Regions from separate parts of the Homo sapiens genome. Here region 1 is linked to region 2. A link is a loop called in an ENCODE intact Hi-C map of the cell type or tissue named here. Cell type or tissue: Calu3. All regions are shown on one strand. Each heading gives the region's core, and the rest is flanking DNA. Links, peaks and the distances in the headings are about the cores only. Region 1 has its middle 70 kb from the start of CALN1. Region 2 overlaps CALN1 (calneuron 1).

Region 1 (9,645 bases), core at 610-8,609, 160 kb after region 2:
ACAAAAGAGTTAAAGGAGATCTAACTGATATTGCTCAGGGCCGCCACCTTCTCCTTACCCCTTTTTTAATTTTTGTTTTTTTGTTTTTGAGACTCTGTCACCCAGGCTGAGGTGCAGTGGCATGATCATAGCTCACTACAGCCTTGAACTCCTGGGCTCAAGCAATCCTCCTACCTCAGCCTCCTGAGTAGCTGGGACTACAGAAGAGCAACACCACATTCAGCTAACTTTTTGTTGTTGTTTTTGTAGAAACGGGGTCTTGCTTTGTTGTCCAGGCTGGTCTTGAACTCCTAGCTTCAAGCAATACTCCCACTTTGGCTTCCCAAAGTGCTAAGTCTACAGGCACATGCCACCATGCCTGGATAATTTTTTCATTTTATTTTGTAGAGACGAGGTCTCACTATGTTCCCTAGGCTGGTCTCGAACTCCTAGCCTCAAGGGATCCTCCTGCCTCAGACTCTCCTTCTCTTTTCATTGCCTTGCCAAGAGTCACCTTTGTGTCCATTGGGTTCTCCCAGGAATACTCGCCTTTATTCTCCAAAACCTCCTCTATCTAATCTCCTTTGTTCCAGTTACATTCGTATCACGCTTTTCTGACATCCCTCCCTTACCCATTATTGACTAAGCTGCATTAAGACAGGAACCATGTGGTATTCATCTTCATGTCTTCAGAGCCTAGCACGTTGCTTGGATCAGAATAAGCATGTAATAAATGAATGAATGAAAATGGATGATGATGCCAGGGCCATTGGCTCATGCCTGTAATTCCAATACTTTGGGAGGCTGAGTAGGGAGGATTGCTTGAGGTTAGAAGTTCAGGACCAGTAAGCAACGTAGCAAGACCTTGTCTCTACAAAATATACATATGTATTTTTATAAATATATATGTTATATATTATATATATTGCCACTGCAATATTTATATATACTTTATATAAATAGTTATATTTTATGCAAATATATTTATATTATATATTTATATAATATATAAATATAAATGTAATATATAAATAAATATATAAATATTATATAGAAATATATATATATTTTTTCTTAATTAGATGGGTGTGGTGGCATGTTCCTGTAGTCCCAGCTACTCAGGAGGCTGAAACAGGAGGATTCTTTGACTCCAGGAGGTCAAGGCTGCAGTAAGCTATGATCACACCACTGCACTCCAGCCTGGGTGACCAGGACATGCCACAAACATCCCAGTCTTCCTAAAATATTCATCCCAATGAGGATATGAAGCCCAGAGAAGGCCCCTGAGATCTCAGGGCCTAGTAAGGTGTATCAGTCTGTACCTGATTGCTTCCCCTGCTGCCTCCATGTCCTGACACTCTGTTATGCAGAAATGAACTGTGAGTGTATCATAAATAACCGGGTACCCAAAATAAAGTCAACATTTGCAAACAATGTGATTAAAATAATAAATTATAGGGCGTATACTGTAGTTTTAATTTGCGTGTCCCTAAAAACTAAGGTATTGATTGTTTCTTCACAGGTTTATTTGCCATGCATACGAACCACTTCTTTTTTTTTTTTGAGATGAAGTCTTGTTCTGTCACCAAGGCTGGAGTGCATTGGCGAGATCTTGGCTCATTGCAAACTCCACCTCCCGGGTTCAAGTGATTTGCCTGCCTCAGCCTCCTGAGTAGCTGGGACTACAGGCGGGTGCCACCACACTTGACTAATTTTTGTATTTTTAGTAGAGATGGGGTTTCACCGTGTTAGCCAGGCTGGTCTCGATCTCCTGACCTCGTGATCCGCCCACCTCAACCTCCCAAAGTGCTGAGATTACAGGCGTGAGCCACTGCGCCGGGACCATGAACCACTTCTTGGTTGAAGTGTGTGTACGTATATTTCATCTGTTTTAATGGGTTGTTTGTTTTCTTCTTATCAAGTTTGGAAAGTTCTTTATATATTCTGGATTCAAGACTTCTATAACAAGATTTACAAGTTATTTCCCACAAATATATTTATATGCCTTGTCTTTTCATTCCTTTAACAGTATCCTATAGACAGATGATTTTTTATTTTGATGAACTCTAATTTGTCTATTTGTAGTTTTTTATCATGCTTTTTGTTTTTAAGAAATTTTGCTTAACATAAGGTCACAAAGGTTTTCTCTTATGTTTTCTTCTAGAAATGTTATAGTTTTAGGTTTTACATATGGATATTCAGTTGTTATAGCACAATTTTTTTTTTTTTTTTTTGAGATGGAGTCCCGCTCTGTCACCCAGACTGGATTGCAATGGCGTGATCTTGGCTCACTGCAACCTCCATCTCCTGGTTCAAGTGATTCCCCTACCTCAGCCTCCTGAGTAGCTAGGACTACAGGCACAGGCCACCATGCCCAGTTAATTTTTGTATTTTTGTAGAGATGGGGTTTCGTCATGTTGGCCAGGCTGGTCTGGAACTCCTGACCTCGGAAGATTCACCCACCTTGGCTTCCCAAAGTGCTGGGATAACAGGCATGAGCCACTGAGCCCGGCTTACAGCACAATTTATTGACTAGACTAGCCTCTCTCCACTCAATTGACTCTGTATCTTTGTTGAAAATTAATTGCCCATATAAGTGTGGGTGTATTTCTGAACTTTCTATTCCATTCCATTGACACTTTTGTCTACTTTTACGCCAATAATACCTTAGCTTAATTGCTGTAGCTTTATAATATAATTCTTGAAATCAGGTAGCATTAATTTTCCAATTTTATGTTTTTCCTTCCAGTACGGATGCCTTTCATTTCTTGTTCTTATTTTCTGGCACTGGCCGAGAATCTCCAGTGCAATATTAACTAGAATGGTGAGAGGGCCCCTTAAGGGGAAACACAGATGTTCTTTATCAGATTGAGAACATTACCTTCTATTCCTAGTTTTCCGAGAGTACTTGTCAGGAATCAATGAAGGGTTTTGAGAAATGTTTTACTGTGTCTATTGAGAGTGGATTACATTGGTTGATTTTCAAATATTAAACCAACCCTTCATTCTTGGGATAAACGTTTTTAATCTTTCATCTTCTTTAAATTTATATGTTGTTAGATTTGATTTCCTGAAAATTTGTTTAGAATTTTTGCATTTATATACTTGCGGGATATTGGACTGTCCCTTTTTTCTTATCATGTGTTTGCCTTATTTTGGTATTAGAGTAATGAGCTGGGAAATATTCTCTCCCTTTCCATTTTCTAGGAGCGTTTGTGTGGTATTGGTATTTTTTCTTCATTAATTCAGAATTCCGTAAAGTTCAGAATTCATCATCTGAATCAGTAGAATTCAGAATTCATCAGTGAAGCTGTTTAGGCTTGGAATTTTCTTTCTGTGAATGTTTTAAACTACAAATTCAATTTCTTCACTAGACATAGGGTTTTTCAGATTATTGATTTCTCTTTAAGTGAACTTTGATAGCTTACATCTTCCAAAGAATTTGTCTGTTTCATTTACATTGTCAAATTCATTGGCCAAAAAAAAAAATTGTTCATCATATTTTTTATAATTCACTTACTGTATATGGAATCTCTAACGATGTCACCTCTCTCATTCCTGATAGTGGTAATGTGTATCCTGATAAATCTGGCTAGATGTCTATCAATTTTACTTACCTTTTTTTGTTGTTGTTTTTTGAGACTCTCGCTCTGTTGCCCAGGCTGGAGTACAATGGTGCGATCTCGGCTCCCTGTGACCTCCGCTTCCCGGGTTCAAGCGATTCTCCTGCCTCAGCCTCCTGAGTAGCTGGAATTACAGGCGCAGGCCACCAGGCACGGCTAATTTTTGTTTTTCTGGTAGAGACGGGTTTTGCCATGTTGTCCAGGCTGGTCTCAAACTCCTGACCTCAAGTGATCCGCCCGCGTCGGCCTCCCAAAGTGCTGGGATTACAGGCTGGAGCCACTGCGCCCGGCCTAATTTTTGTATTTTTAGTAGAGACAGGGTTTCTTCATGTTGGCCAGGCTGGCCTGGAACTCCTGAACTCAAAGCAATCTGCCAGCCTAGGCTTCCCAAAGGGCTGGGATTATAAGCATGAGCCACCACGCCCAGCTGATTTCACCAATCTTATTAAAGAACAAACTTTTGATTTTATTGATATTCTCTGTTGCTTTTCTGTTTTCTATTTCGTTGATTTTTCATTCTGATCTTATTATTCCTGTTTTTAAAAACTCATTTTGGGTTTATTTTGCTCTTCATTTTCTAGTGTCTCAAGGTGGAAGCTTAGGTTATTTAAGAACTTTCTTCTCTAATATACTCGTTAGTGCTGTAAATGTCTAAATACTGCTTTCATGGCATGCAACACATTTTGATGTTGTTGTATTTTGATTTTCATTCAATTCTAAGTGCTAATTTCACTTTTGATTTCTTCTTTAACCCGTGGGTTTTTTAAAAGTGTGTTATTTGATTTCCACGTATTTGGGAATTTTCAGGAAGCTTTTCTGTTATTGATTTAGAATTTAACTTGATGTCTAATTTAACTTCATTTTGGTCATAGGACATTTTTTATTATTTGTATACTTTGACATTTGAGACTTGTATGTTCTATAAATATCATTTAGATAACTTGGTTGATAGTGTTTTTCACATCTTTATGATCTTTATTGATTTTCTGTCTACTTGTTTTCTCAAATATTGACACAGAGGTATTAAAATATTCAATTACAATTGTGAATTTGTCTATTTTTCCTTGCAATTATATCAGTTTCTGCCTTCAGGTATTTCGAAGCTCTGTTATTAGGAACATAAACATTTAGAATTATTGATTAATCAACATCTTTGTTATTGTGAAATCAACTTTTTTAATGTCTGGAAATATTCTTGATTCTGAAATCTACTTAGTCTGGTATTAATAGAGCCATTCAACTTCATTTTCATTAGTGTTAACATCATTTGCTTCTGACCCATTTGGATTTTTATATTTAAAGTCTGATTCTTATAGGCAATATATAAAGGGTTCTTGCTTTTTTATCCAAACTGAAATGCTTTGCCTTTTTATTAGAGTGTTTAGACCATTTCTGTTTAGTGTAGTTACGATATAATGAGGTCTAAGCCTATCATGATAATATTTGTTTTCTATTTGTTCCATCTGTTCTTTGGTCACTTTTTCCTCTGTTTCTAGCTTCTTTTGAATGAATTGAATTTTTTCTTTTATTCCATTTAATCCCCCTTTGTTGGCTTTGTTTTGCTATTTTAGTGGCTGATCCGGGTTATAGAATATTTCTTTATGACAGTCTACCTTCAAATGATACTATACCACTTGACATATAAGAACATTATAATAGTATTCTTCAATTTCTCCACTCCTAATCTTTGACTATTGTTGTCATATACTTCACTTTTCCATATGTTATAAATCCAATATTCCATTATTCATATTTTTGTATAAAAAGTCAATATCCTTTAAAGAGATTTAAATAATAAGAAAAAATACATATATATACTTATGTAGTTACCATTCCCAGTACTCTTCACTCCTTTGTGTAAATCTATATTTCCTTCTGGTCTCATTTTCTTTCCTCCTGAAAAAATTTCTTAAACACTTCATTTATTGCAGATATGCTTTTTGATTAATTCTTTCAATTTTCTGTGTCCAAAGAACTCTTTCTTTCACTTCCATTTTTGAAAGATATCCTTGCTGAACGTTGACTTCTAGTGCAAAGGGTTATTTTGTTTGTTTGTTTACTTGTTTAATATTTTAGAGATGTTCCATTGTCCTCTCACTTACTTTGTTCCTTGCAAGAAAGCCACTGTCATTCTTATCTTGTTTATTTATATATAACATGTCTGCTTTTCCTCTGGCTGCTTTTAAAATTTTTTTTAATCACTGGTTTTGAGTAGTTTGATTATGATATGCTTTGGTGTTGTTCTTATTTTCCCCTGATGTTTTTTGTGGGGTTTTGTTTGTTTGTTTGGTTTGGTTTGGTTTTTTTCCTTTTTCTTTTTCTTTTTTTTTTTTTTTTTTTTTTGAGACAAAGGCTTGCTCTGTTGCCGAAGCTAGAGTGCAGTGGCACGATCTCAGCTCACTGCAACCTCCATCTCCCAGGTTCAAGTGATTCTCCTATCTCAGCCTCCTGTGTAGCTAGGACTACAGGCACCCACCACCATGCCCAGCTAATTTTTGTATTTTTAGTAGAGACGGAGTTTCACCATGTTGGCCAGGCTGGTCTTGAATTCCTGACCTCAGGTGATCCACCTGCCTTGGCCTCCCCAAGTGCTGGGATTACAGGCGTGAGCCACCACACCAAGCCCTCCCCTGATGTTTCTTGTGCCTTGAGTTTATTGAGATTCTTAGATCTGTGAGTTTATAGTTTTCATCAAATTTCTAAATTTTCAGCCATTATGTTTTCAAATATTTTTTCTGCAATCCCTTCTCTCCTTTGCAGACTCCAATTACACATTTATTCGGTTGCTTGAAGTTGTCTAAACAATTCACTGATACTCTGTTCCTTGTTTTCTCTCTTTTCTCTCGGTGGTTCATTTTGGATAATTATCTTCAAGTTCACTAATCTTTTATTCTGAAATATTTGATTTGTTATTAACATTTTCCTGTCTATTGCCTCAGACATTGTGGGTTTCATTTCTGAAAATTTGGTTTAAAATTTTTTTTGAGACAGAGTCTCGCCCTGTTGCCCAGGCTGGAGTGCAATGACACAATCTTGGCTCACTGCAAACTTTTTATTACAGTCCCCATGTCTTTTCTTCACTTTTGAACATATGTAATACAATTACAATACTTGTTTTAATGTCCTGTCTGCTCATTCTGACACCATTGTCAGTTCTGGGGTGGTTTTCACAATTGATTTTTCTTCTCATTATGGGTCATATTTTTCTGCATCTTTGCATGCCTGGTAATTTTAGATTGGATATGAGTTCATATTGTGAATTTTACCTTGTTGGATGCTGGCTATTTTTAAATTTTTATAAGTATTCTTGATTTTTTTTTCTGGGACACAACTATTTAGAACTAGCTTATCTATTTGGGTCTTGATTTTAAGATTTGTTAGGTGGGACAAGAGCTGTGATTAATCTAGAGTTAATTATTCTCCTGTTGAGGAAAGACCTGTGAACTCTAACTTCTGTCCCATGAATTGTGAGGTTTTCTATTCTGGCTGGTGGGAACAGGCACTATTCCCAGTCCTGCGTGTCAAGCATCATCACCGCTAATCCTTTCAGGTAGTTCTTCCCCCAGTCCCCACCGCCCGCCCCCGCGTAGTTTCCTGACTTCCATGCACTAATCAATATCCAGCTGAATAGTTGAGGGTCGCCCTCTGGTAACTCAGGATTCCTCTGTGCAGCTTGCTTCTGTCTGGTGCTTAGTCCTTTGAATTCCAGCCACCTTCATCTCCCCAGAATGTCAGCTATCTCTTCTCAACTCAAGAAGGCTTCCTGGCTCTGCCTGGGTTTCCCACTCCCACAACACTGCCTGAGTACTCTCAGAGAAGAAAGCTGAGCAATTGTAGGGCTTGCCTCGTTTCTTTATCATCTCATTTCATCTCTTAGGGATAATGGGCCCTTCTTCTCTGATATCCAGCGTTTTGCAACTGTTTTTTATTGTTTTTTATGTATTTTGTCTTTTTTGTGTGTCCAAGCCTATCTGGGAAATCTGATCTCTGTTCTTTTACCTTGACTAAAAGTGAAAGCTCTATACTTTCTTGAATGGGAGAGAAATAGGTGGCCTTATACTTGTCTTGGCAGACAGACAAATAATGCACAGCCTCTCTAAATAATGCACAGTCTCTACTAAAAATACAAAAAAAAATTTTTTTTAATTACCTAGGCATGGTAGTATGTGCCTGTAGTCCTAGCTTCTTGGGAGGCTGAAGACAGAAGATGGGTTGAGCCCAGGAGATTAAGGTTGCAGTGAGCTATGATTGAGCCACTGTACCCCAGCCTGGGCAACAGAGCAAGACTCTTAAGTATTAACTCAACAACTAATACTGTGCCGGGGATGGTGGCTCACACCTACAATCCCAACACTTTGGGAGGCCAAAGTGGGAGGATCACTTGAGCCCAAGTGTTTAAGATCAGCCTGAGCAACATAGCAAGACCCTGTCTCTACAAAAGAAATTTTTTTAATCACAGAATTTAGAAAGTTTTTGCTATTTTAATTTAATCATTTTTTAAATCCATGCATAAATTTCATTTTAAAGTAAGGAATTGGATGAAGAAAGTTTAAGTAGTGCTGTCTACATACACATTTGTGCATAAGCTAGATTGATCTGTGGCCATTGCGCTTAACAGAAAGTTAAATGTGGCTGGGCATGGTGGCTCACGCCTGTAATCCCAGCACTTTGGGAGGCCCAGGCGGCAGACCACCTGAGATCAGGAGTTCAAGACCAGCCTGGCCAACATGGTGAAACCCCGTCTCTATTAAAAATACAAAAATTAGCCGGGTGTGGTGGCATGCACCTGTAATCCCAGCTACTCCGGAGGCTGAGGCAGGAGAATCACTTGAACCCGGGAGGTGGAGGTTGCAGTGAGGTGAGATCGCACCACTGCACTCCAGCCAGTTTGCAACAAGAGCGAAACTACATCTCAAAAAAAAAAAGTTAACTGTTACTGGACTAAATGTAGATATACAGTCATATGTTGCTTAACAGTGAGCATATGTTCTTTTTTATTTTTATTTTTGGAGGCGGAGTCTCACTCTGTCGCCATTGTTAGGCTATTTCATCGTTATATGAACATCACAGAACGTACTTACAGAAACCTAGATGATATAGCCTACTACACACCTAGGCTAGATGATACAGCCTATTGCTCCAAGCTGCAAACCTGTACAGCAAGTGACTGTACTGAATACTGCTGGCAACGGTAAAACAATAAGTATTTATGTATCTAAACATATCTAAGCATAGAAAAGGTATAGTAAAGATACAATATTATAATCTTATGGGACCACCGTTGTATATGTAGTCCGTCATTGACAGAAAAGTCATTATGCAACGTGTGACTTAATGAACTTCTCAATAAAAAGGCTGTAGTAATAATACATATAAACCTGTAAATCATCTATATCATACCCTTTTTTACAATACAATAACTTTTTTTTTGAGATGGAGCCTTGTTCTGTCGCCCAGGCTGGAGTACAGTGGCATAATATCAGCTCACTGTAACCTCTGTCTTCTGGGTTCAAGTGATTATCCTGCCTCAGCCTCCTGAGTAGCTAGGATTACAGGTGCATGCCACCACACCTGGCTAATTTTTTATATTTTTGGTAGAGACTGAGTTTCACCATGTTGGCCAGGCTCGTCTCAAACTCCTGACCTCAAGTAATCCGCCTGCCTTGGCCTCCCAAAGTGCTGGGATTACGGGAGTGAGCCACCGAGCCCAGCCACAATACAATAAGATTTAGTTGTACTACCTCTTCACTTGTATGTAGGTCTAAAAAAGTGTTTTTGAAAAATTTAAAGCTTTAAGATTTTTTATTAAAGTCATTTATATTTTCTCCAATTTCTTCCTTCATTCATTCAATAAATACTCACTGATTACCTACTATATGGTAGCTAGTAGATTTCTTATAAAACATCAAATTTATTTTCATCAGGTACTTTAGTTATATAGTTATAGAATGCAACTGGGGCAACATTTATTTTGCTTCCATACAAAATTTTAATGGATTCAGAATCTAGCCACATTCACGGGAGTATTCTTATTATGTATCAT
Region 2 (9,645 bases), core at 534-8,533:
CATCACGGCTGGGTGATAAATGCCAAGAGCATCAATTATGAACTATTCTTACAACAAGCTGAACATATTCACCACAACACCAAGAAATCTATAGGTTACAAGTGTTCTCTATGGGTTTCAACGACAGGAGACAATATTTTGGGCGAAAATCGTAAACGTAATTGTTTTGCGTGAAGTGGGGCAGCCTACATCAGCGTCCCACCTGGAAACAAGCTGTTGAACATCTGTCAAGGTGTCAACTCCAACTGCAGAAGCAAAGAATTTCATTAAGCTTCTGTGTAGTTAACTAAAGTTGGTGAGGTGCCTGGAGGGAGGGGACGGAAAATCACAGGTATAATTAACTGTGACATCGCTGGAGTCACAGGTGCCTTTAACGTGACTATACCCGCAGTCTTTCTGGATAGCTCTGTCTCCTGATTCTCCCTTACCAAGAACAGCACAAAGTGTCATCTCTCTTGGCATCTTCCTGCCACGTCTGTCCTCCTGAGCAGACCTCCTGTTCTAGTGGTCTGTGACTCTAAACAAATCACCCTGGGTCCCAGCTTCCTCCACCACAAAACACAGTGGTTTAGACCAGCTGTCCCCAACATTTTTGGCACCAAGGACCAGTTTCGTGGAAGACAGTTTTTCCCATGGACCGGGGGCAGGAGAGGATGGTTTGGGGATGATTCAAGCACATTCCATTTATCGTGCACTTTATTTCTATTATTATTAGATTGTAATATACAATGAAATAATTCTACAACTCACCATCATGTAGAATCAGTGGGAGCCCTGAGCTTATTTTTCTGCAACTGGATGGTCCCATCCGGGGGTGCTGGGAGATAGTGACAGATCATCAGGCATTAGACTCTCATAAGGAGGTTGCAACCTAGATCCCTTGCATGCACAGTTCACAATAGGCTTCCTATGAGAATCTAACACTGCCGCTGATCTGACAGGAGGCGGAGCTCAGGTTTACGGTAATGTAAGCAATGGGGAGTGGCTGTAAATACAGAAGCAGCACCGCTCCCTTCCCCACCGCTCACCTCCTTCTGGGTAGCCTGGTTCCTAACAGGCCATGGACCAGTCAGTACCCATCCATGGCCAAGGGGTTGGGGACTTGTTTAGACTAGATAATTCCTAAGTTCCTTTCCATTTCTCCAAGCTTCCAATTCTGACACTATAAATTCTGACCAGGAGTGAAATAAACCAGGCACAGAAAGACAAACTTTGCATGTTCCCACCTATTTGTGGGAACTAAAAATTAAAACAATTGAACTCATAGAGATAGAGAGTAGAAGGATGGTTTCCAGAGGCTGGGAAGGGTAGTGGGGGAATGTGGGGGATGTGGGGATGGTTAATGGGTACAAAAAAATAGGAAGAATGAATAATACCCTAGTACTTGCTAGGACAACAGGGTAACTATAGTCAAAAATAATTTAATTTTAAATTTAAAAATTTAAAATCCCTTGTTCATAACACAAGGGATAAACGTTTGAGGGGATGGATATACCCCACTTACCCTGACATCATTATTACACACTGCATGCCTGTATCAAAATATCTCATGTACCCTATAAATATGTACCCACAAAAATCAAAAAAATTTTTAAATAAATAAATATCCTGGGTGGAGTGGGAACAGAAAAAGGACAGGGGAGGGGAGGGGAGGGGAAGGCACGCAAAAAAACCAATTTGTAATTCAAACCACACAGAAAAAAAAAAAAAAAATTCCTGACCAGGGACAGGAGAATATGCTAAATCTTGAAGGATAAATAAGTTTCATCCTGACAACTGGTTCTGAGAGGGACCCTGTAGAGAGGACTCAGAGTGTGCTGTGAGCCTTTGCAGTGAGTCTGTCTTGTTCTGAGGGGTGGGAAAGGCAGGAACCCAGTCCTTTGTTCTCTAACCCTGCCCTGGATGAACCCACGCTACCAGGCATCTCATGAAAAGGCAGTGATTCTGGAAGCCCTTCGTGTGAAGCTACGGATGTCAGGAAAATGCTTCTCTTAACTAGCATCTTGGTAGTCCCACTGTGGTCCACCCTATAGCAGTGGTGGCTGCAGCTTGTTGGAAATGCCTGCTCCACGGGCGATTGCCTGAGGTCAGGAGTTTGAGACCAGCCTGGCCAACATAGTGAAATCCCGCCTCTACTAAAAATATTTTAAAAATCAGCTGGGCATGCTGGCATGCACCTGTAATCCCAGCTACTCAGGAGGCCAAGGCAGGGGAATAGCTTGAACCTGGGAGGCAGAGGTTGCAGTGAGCTGAGATCACGCCACAGCACTCCAGCCTGGGGACAGAGCGAGACTCCATCTCAAAAAAAAAAAAATAAAAAATAAAGAGAACAAAAAGAGAAAGAAAAAAAGGGAAAAAAGAGTTGCCTTCCCCAAACTCAACGATCATAATTTGCAGTTTAGGCTGAGCACGGTGGCTCATGCCTGTAATCCCGGCACTTTGGGAGGCTGAGGTGGGTGGATTGCTTGAGTCCAAGATTTTGAGACTGGCCTGGGAAACATAGCGAAACCCCATCTGTACAAAAAACACAAAAATTAGCCGGGTGCTGTGGCACACGTCTATAGTCCCAGCTACTCGGGAGGCTGAGGCAGGAGGATCACTTAAGCCCAGGAGGTTGAGGCTGTGCCACTGCACTCCAGCCTGGGTGACAGAGTGAGACTCTGGGTTTTTTGTTTTGTTTTGTTTTTTTAAATGCAGTTCAACAAGATCCCCTGGTTGGCACATCCCTTGGAGAAATGGTGTCCGAGTGCCCTGGTTCGCAAAGTTGGCTGTACAGTGGAATCACCACTGCCTCCCAGGCCCCAGGAGACTCCTGGGATGTGATTAGAGCATTGGAATTTTTAAGCCTCCCCAGAGAATTTTAATGTGCAGCAAAGTTTGAGAACCACTGAATTAAAATCTCTGCTTCAGATTCTAGCACTCAAATCCAAGTTCTGGAGGGATTTCACCTCCTCCAGAAAGGTCTGTTTCCTGAAAAAGCATCACTGATAACCATCCTTTTCCAAGACCACAGCAGGGTCATCCCATCTCTGGAGTTATCATTTATGACGGGGTCACTGTCCCAATCATACCTGCCTCTTGCATTTACCTTCCCTCCTAATATTATTCCCCAATAACCTCCAAAATCTTTCCCTAGGAGTGGAAAGCTCATTTTCAGCTCTGGCTCTCTCTCTCTTTTTCCCTCCTTTTAAATGATGTAATTTATTTATTTATTTATTTATTTATTTATTTATTTATTTAGAGACAGAGTCTCCCTCTGTTGGCCAGGCTGGAGCTCAATGGGGTAACTTGGCTCACTGCAACCTCCGCCTCCCGGGTTCAAGTGATTCTCCTGCCTCAGCCTCCCGAGTAGCTGGGACTACAGATGTGTACCACCACACCCGGCTAATTTTTGTATTTTTTTGGTAGAGACAGGGTTTCACCCTGTTGGCCAGGCTGGTCTTGAACTCGTGACCTCAAGTGATCCACCCGCTTCAGCCTCCCAAAGAGCTGGGATTACAGGCATGAGCCACTGCTCTCAGTCTCAAATTTTTCCCTGTTGCCTACTACCCTTTGAGGGTTCCAGGGAGTTCTGTGCTGGGTTTTTGGAAGCTCGACAGATGCATTTATCTCTTTGGGTGTCGAGAATTAGAGAATTTCAGCGTTTACTTAAAGATTGCTGGGTGCACTGGCTCCTACCTCTAATCCCAGCACTTTTGAGAGGCCAAGGCAGGAGAATTGCTTAAGGGCAGGAGTTCAAGACCAGCCTGGGCAACATGGTGAAACCCCGTCTCTACAAAAAAATTTTAAAAGTAGCTGAGCTTGGTGGCAAACTTTGGTCCCAGCTACTCAGGAAGCTGAGGTGGGAAAATCATTTGAGCCCAGGAAGTTGAGGCTGCAGTGAGCCATGATTGTGACTCTGCACTCTAGTCTGGGTGATAGAGATTCTGTCTCTGAATAAATAAATGAAAATAATGCTGTCCGGGTGCAGTGGCTCATGCCTGTAATTCCAGCACTTTGGGAGGCCAAGGTGGGTGGATCACCTGAGGTCAAGAGTTCGAGACCAGCCTGGCCAACATAGGGAAACCCTGTCTCTACTAAAAATGCAAAACTGAGCCGGGCGTGGTGGTGAGCACCAGTAATCCCAGCTACTTGGGAGGCTGAGGCACAAGAATCGCTTGAACCCAGGAGGCAGAGGTTACAGTGAGCCAAGATCACACCATTGCACTCCAGCCTGGACAACGAGATTGAAACTCTGTCTCGAAAATAAATAAATAAAACAAGAGTGAAACTCTGTCTCAAAAATAAATAAAATAAAAATAATGCAGGAACCAAGTCAGTTAGTTGCCTAGGTAAATAACTTGAGGCTTGGGTCTTGGCAGGAAAAGAAAACCACCCATCTCTGCTGAGGGCAGATGATCTATTGGTGACCTGCTCCCACCAAGTGACTCATGAAGGGAACGGATTGATGGCAACCCACAAAACAGGCTTGAAAATGCAATAACCTCGCAGAGACCTCTCTGCCGCTTGACATCTGGGCAAAAAATGTGATTTAACTGTTTTTTGGTGGGCTTTTTTAGAAGACAGGGTCTTGTTCTGTCACCCAGGCTGGAATGCAGTGGCACAATCTCAGCTCACTGCAACCTCCACCTCCCGGGTTCAAGCGATTCTCCTGCCTCAAGCCTTCTGAGTGGCCAGGATTACCGGTGCCCGCCACCACGCCTGGCTAAATTTTGTATTTTTAGTAGAGACGCAGTTTCACCATGTTGGCCAGGCTGGTCTCGAACTCCTGGCCTCCCGAGGTCCGCCTGCCTGGGCCTCCCAAAGTGCTGGGATTACAGGCGTGAGCCATCATGCCTGGCCTTAATTTAACTATTGAAAGTGGTTTTACAAACTCAGATCCTGATCGTCCTTGCACAAAGGTTGCTTGTCTTGGATAGGCACAGAAAGGATGAAGGCTTTAGCTAGTGGGTTACATACCTCTGGGTTTCCAAGTACTAAGCCGTGACCCTGTGCAACATCTCTGTGACCTGGCTACATCTCTGTTTCTTCATCTGTAAAATGGGAGAAATAAAGCAGATGACACCTACTAAGCACTAAGCTAGTTTGCCTGCTGAGATGGAATATGTGTTTATGTGTATGCATATAAAATGAATCATCAGCCACAGATCAGATTAAAAAGCAGAGCAACTGGTTTTCCGAACCAGCAGTAGGAATGCTGGAGGCTGAGACGCCACATCAGTGTTCAGTACAGATGTTTGAGGTTTTCTTACCAGGCTATAAAAATGTTTACACAGTAATTAGGCCTGTTATCAGTACACAAACAGATTACAATTTGCAGAATGAATGAACAGCTCAAAAACCCTCTCGGTTTTCATGAGGTTCGGAGCATTTTCCTAATTCTTGGGTTTACAAAAATAAATTCGGTTTCCAATAACAAGGAGCCACAGCTGAGTGTAGGGGAAAGGGCTCTGGGGTGTGAAATGAACTCTGTTTGACAGTGCACATGTCACTCAGTCTCTCTGACTGAGTCTCCCCATCTGTCAAATGAGCTAACCAAGGTTCCTCTTCTCCTTTAAATTCCATGGTTCTATTACTTTGCAGTCAATGTCTTCTAAACACATATTCATTCTTTTCACCACAAAAGGATATGTTTAGTTAATGATTTTTAAGGTAGTAATTCTGCTGAATCACATGAGACTCCAATCCAACACTATTCAGTCATATTGAGACTGAGTTTGTGGCAGTTAATTCCTGACAATGAAGCCCCCAAGCCCAGTCTGTAGGATGAGACCACAAGGTCAACTTGGGCTTTATGTGAACATCCAGCTCTTCCAGAACACATCAATGGTTCTGAGTAACACTTGATTGAGGCTGGGTGCAGTGGCTCACGCCTGTAATCCCAGCACTTTGGGAGGCTGAGGCGGGAGAATCACTTGAGGTCAGGAGTTTGACACCAGCCTGGCCAGTATGGTGAAACCCGTCTCTACTAAAAATACGAAAATTAGGTGTGGTGACACGTGCCTTTAGTCCCAGCTACTCAGGAGGCTGACGCAGGGGAATCCCTTGAATCCAGCAGGCGGAGGTTGCAGTGAGCTGAGATCACGGCACTGCACTCCAGCCTGGGCAACAGAGCAAGACTCTGTCTCAAAAATAAATAAATAAACGAACACTTCATTGAACGTTTTTCTTTTCCTGTTTTCAAAGAATAATACTTAGTTGTAACAAATATGACACCAAAATAATTAGCCAAGCTGTCGAATTTGCACTTCTACATTTTCCTATTGCCTAACTTTTGATAATGAAAAAGTGCACGCGATTTGTAATCGTGATACAAACTTTTGGGATCCAATGATGTTTGGGAAAGCAATAATGTTTAAATGTTCAGAAATAAGCTTTTAATGAATATTTAATTGCTCTATTCTTCATAAGTATAAATTATGCTTTCAGTAACACTCTGAATACTAAAAAGGCAAGGTTCAGTTCTTCCTAGTTATGTGTTCAAATTTCCTAATAATTTGTTTAAAAGGGGGAAAAAAAGGTCATCTTGGTTTCAACCTCTATGAGAAGAAACTTGGAGAGTAATTTAGAAGCAAAGTAACTTCTTACAGCAATACCTCAAATTCAACAAAATTTAGATGTATGTATTTGAAATGCATAGAAAAAAATCTAACAATATATGTACTTGAAATGTTAATGGTATTGAGAATGAGAGTGAAGAAAGGTGCCTTCCAAGTTCTATGTAACATTTCTGTATAGCTTTTAATTTCTTTTTTTAAAAAAAAAATGTTTACTTTCATCGCTAAAAAATGTCTTAAGCACAAAACAGAGCCACTTATTGGGCACCTTGTCAAAACATGTAATACAGTTTGGCTGTGTCCCCACCCAAATCTCACCTTGAATTGCAATAATACTCACGTATCAAGGGTGGGGCCAGGTGGAGATAATTGAATCATGGGGGTGGTTTCCCCCATACTGTTCTCATGGTAGTGAATAAGTCTGATGAGATTTCATGGTTTTACAAATGGGAGCTCCCCTACACAAGCTCTTTCCTGCCATCATGGAAGACATCCTCTTGCTCTTCCTTCATCTTCCGCCATGATTGTGAGGCCTCCCAGGCATGTGGTACTACTGTGAGTGCATCAAGCCTCTTTCCTTTATAAATTACCCAGTCTCAGGTATGTCTTTATTAGCAGTGTGAGAACAGACTAATACGATGAGCATCCTGTGTTTTGTCCCAACCAGGACCATGGGTTTTTGAGATTAAAACTCCCAAAATAAGATGGTAGGGGAAAGTGTTTTGTAGATATAGTCTCCCAACATTCTATTCAAGGCATTGGTGATCATCGGTGTCTACATTTATTTACTTTTGTTGAGACAGAGTCTCGCTCTGTTGCCCAGGCTGGAGTGCAGTGGCACAATCTCAGCTCACTGCAACCTCCGCCTCCTGGGTTCAAGCAATTCTCCTGCCTCAGCCTCCCAAGGAGCTGGGATTACAGGCACCCACCACCATGCCCAGCTAGTTTTTTATATTTTTAGTAGAGACGGGGTTTCGCCAGGTTGGCCAGGCTGGTCTTGAACTCCTGACCTCAGCTGATCCAACCATCTCGGCCTCCCAAAGTGCTGGGATTACAGGCGTAAGCCAACGTGCCCAGCCCGGTGTCTACATTTTAAAACAAACATTTTTCCGATTGTAAATGTGTGTTCATTTGCAAAACCATAAAATCATTCATAACGCCAACAGCTTTGGACAAGCATTGTTAACATTTTTGGTCCATTTATTTCCATTGTTCTTCTGTACCACGTTTTTAAACAAAACTGAAATCATACTATAATTGCAGTTTTGTTTGTATCCACACTTAACTGGTACGTTAGAAATCACCAAATTAAGGTCACCAAAGCATTTTCTCTCCATCTGTTACTGTTAAACACTACATTTTATTTTACACTCTGATGGATAAAGACTCACTTTATTGTACCACAGTAGTGCAGGCAGAATGGACAGCTGGAGACAGGATGATCTTTGGAAAATATAGACTAAGTCATATCATTCACCTGTTTAAAACCCCTCAGTGGCTTCTACTGAACTCAGTATCAAACCCAAACTCCACAGGGTGACCCTATATGAGCTAGCCCCCATCTCTCTGAACTCATCTCCTGCCACACCAGTCTCCTTCCTTCTCCTCTAATGAACCCAGTTCATTCCTGCTTTGAGACTTTTGCACTGGCTGTTCCCACACCCTGGAAGTTCTTCCGCAGATATTTCCCCACTTTATCCCTTCATGTCATTCTGGTATCAGCCTAAATAGAGCTCATCAGTGAGACCTTTCTTGGTTGGGCGCGGTGGCTCATGCCTGTAATCCCAGCACTTTGGGAGGCTGAGGCAGGTGGATCACCTGAGGTCAGGAGTTCGAGACCAGCGCGGCCAACATGGTGAGACCCCGTCACTACTAAAAATCCACAAATTAGCTGGGCGTGGTGCCACGCACCTGTAATTCCAGCTATTCAGGAGACTGAGGCAGGAGAATCGTTTGAATCCTGGAGGCAGAGCTTGCAGTGAGCCGAGATCGCGCCACTGCATTCCAGCCTGGGCAACAGAGCAAGACTCCGTCTCAAAAAATAAATAAATATAAATACATAAATAAATAAAAATAAAAATACAAAAATTAGGTCGGGCGCAGTGGCTTATACCTGTAATCCCAGCACTTTGGGAGGCTGAGGCAGGCGGATCACCTGAGGTGTCAGGAGTTCAAGACCAGCCTGGCCAACATGGTGAAACCCCGTCTCTACTAAAAATACAAAATTTATCTGGGCGTGGTGGCGGGCGCCTGTAATCCCAGCTACTCCGGATGCTGAGGCAGGAGAATTTCTTGAACCTCAGAGGTGGAGGGTGCAGGGAGTTGAGATCATGCCACTGCACTCCAGCCTGGGTGACACAGTGAGACTCCATCTCAAAAAATAAGAATAATGACACAAAAATTAGCTGGGTGTGGTGGTGTACGTCTGTAATCCCAGCTTCCCGGAAGGCTGAGGCAGAAGAATCACTTGAATCCAGTAAGCAGAGGCTGCAGGGAGCCAAGATCGTGCCACTGCACTCCAGCCTGGGCAACAGAGCAAGACTGTCTCCAAAAAAAAAAAAAAAAAAAAGAGAGAGAGACCTTTGTTGGCCATCCAATCTGAAGCAGTGCTTGCATCTGTCTCAATTATATCCTCCAATTTTATTTCCATATTTTTTATTGTGTCTTACACCACTAGACTATAAGGGTACCATCTCTGTCTGACGAATTCATCATTTTCCCCAGTACCTGAACCAGAGATGCTCAATACATTCTGGTTGGATGAATGAAAGCATTTTCAAAGAATCCAGATTTGTGGTGCATGAGATAAAGTAACCTACTTAAATAGGTCTTATTCACAGCAGCACAGTCCCTTAATGAGGCTTTTTAAAATAGATTGTCACCCTCTCCAATAGCCTGGTCATGGAGAGCTGCCCACAGCCCTGCCAGTGGGAAGGCAAACCAGTTATTTAGTCTTGCTCGGACTTCGATTTTACTTCTCCACCCTGTTACCTAAACCAGAAACCCAACAGTGACACCTTCCCTTTCTCCCACTTCCCCACCAATTAATAATCCTGCCAATTTTCCCTCCTATGGAAGACAAGCTCAA

What was found. Peaks named below come from ENCODE experiments on the same cell type or tissue, not always from the same donor. Only the 100,000 strongest peaks of a DNase experiment are listed, where the experiment ranks them.
Region 1: a loop joins it to region 2, with 5 times the contacts of the local background. A loop is called at or near these places in 3 of 110 quality-filtered maps.

What each region holds. Positions count from the first base shown.
Region 1 is chr7:72,477,358-72,487,002 of GRCh38, forward strand. It overlaps a transcript of CALN1 not described here. Among named protein-coding and RNA genes, the nearest start is that of CALN1, 70 kb to the left of the region's middle. In Calu3, for the core only: no CTCF peak of the experiment used is centred there; no DNase peak of the experiment used is centred there.
Region 2 is chr7:72,321,361-72,331,005 of GRCh38, forward strand. The region is part of intron 2 of CALN1 (calneuron 1); the gene reads right to left. Among named protein-coding and RNA genes, the nearest start is that of CALN1, 86 kb to the right of the region's middle. RefSeq lists a silencer at 5,071-5,271. In Calu3, for the core only: no CTCF peak of the experiment used is centred there; a DNase peak (open chromatin) is centred at 5,191.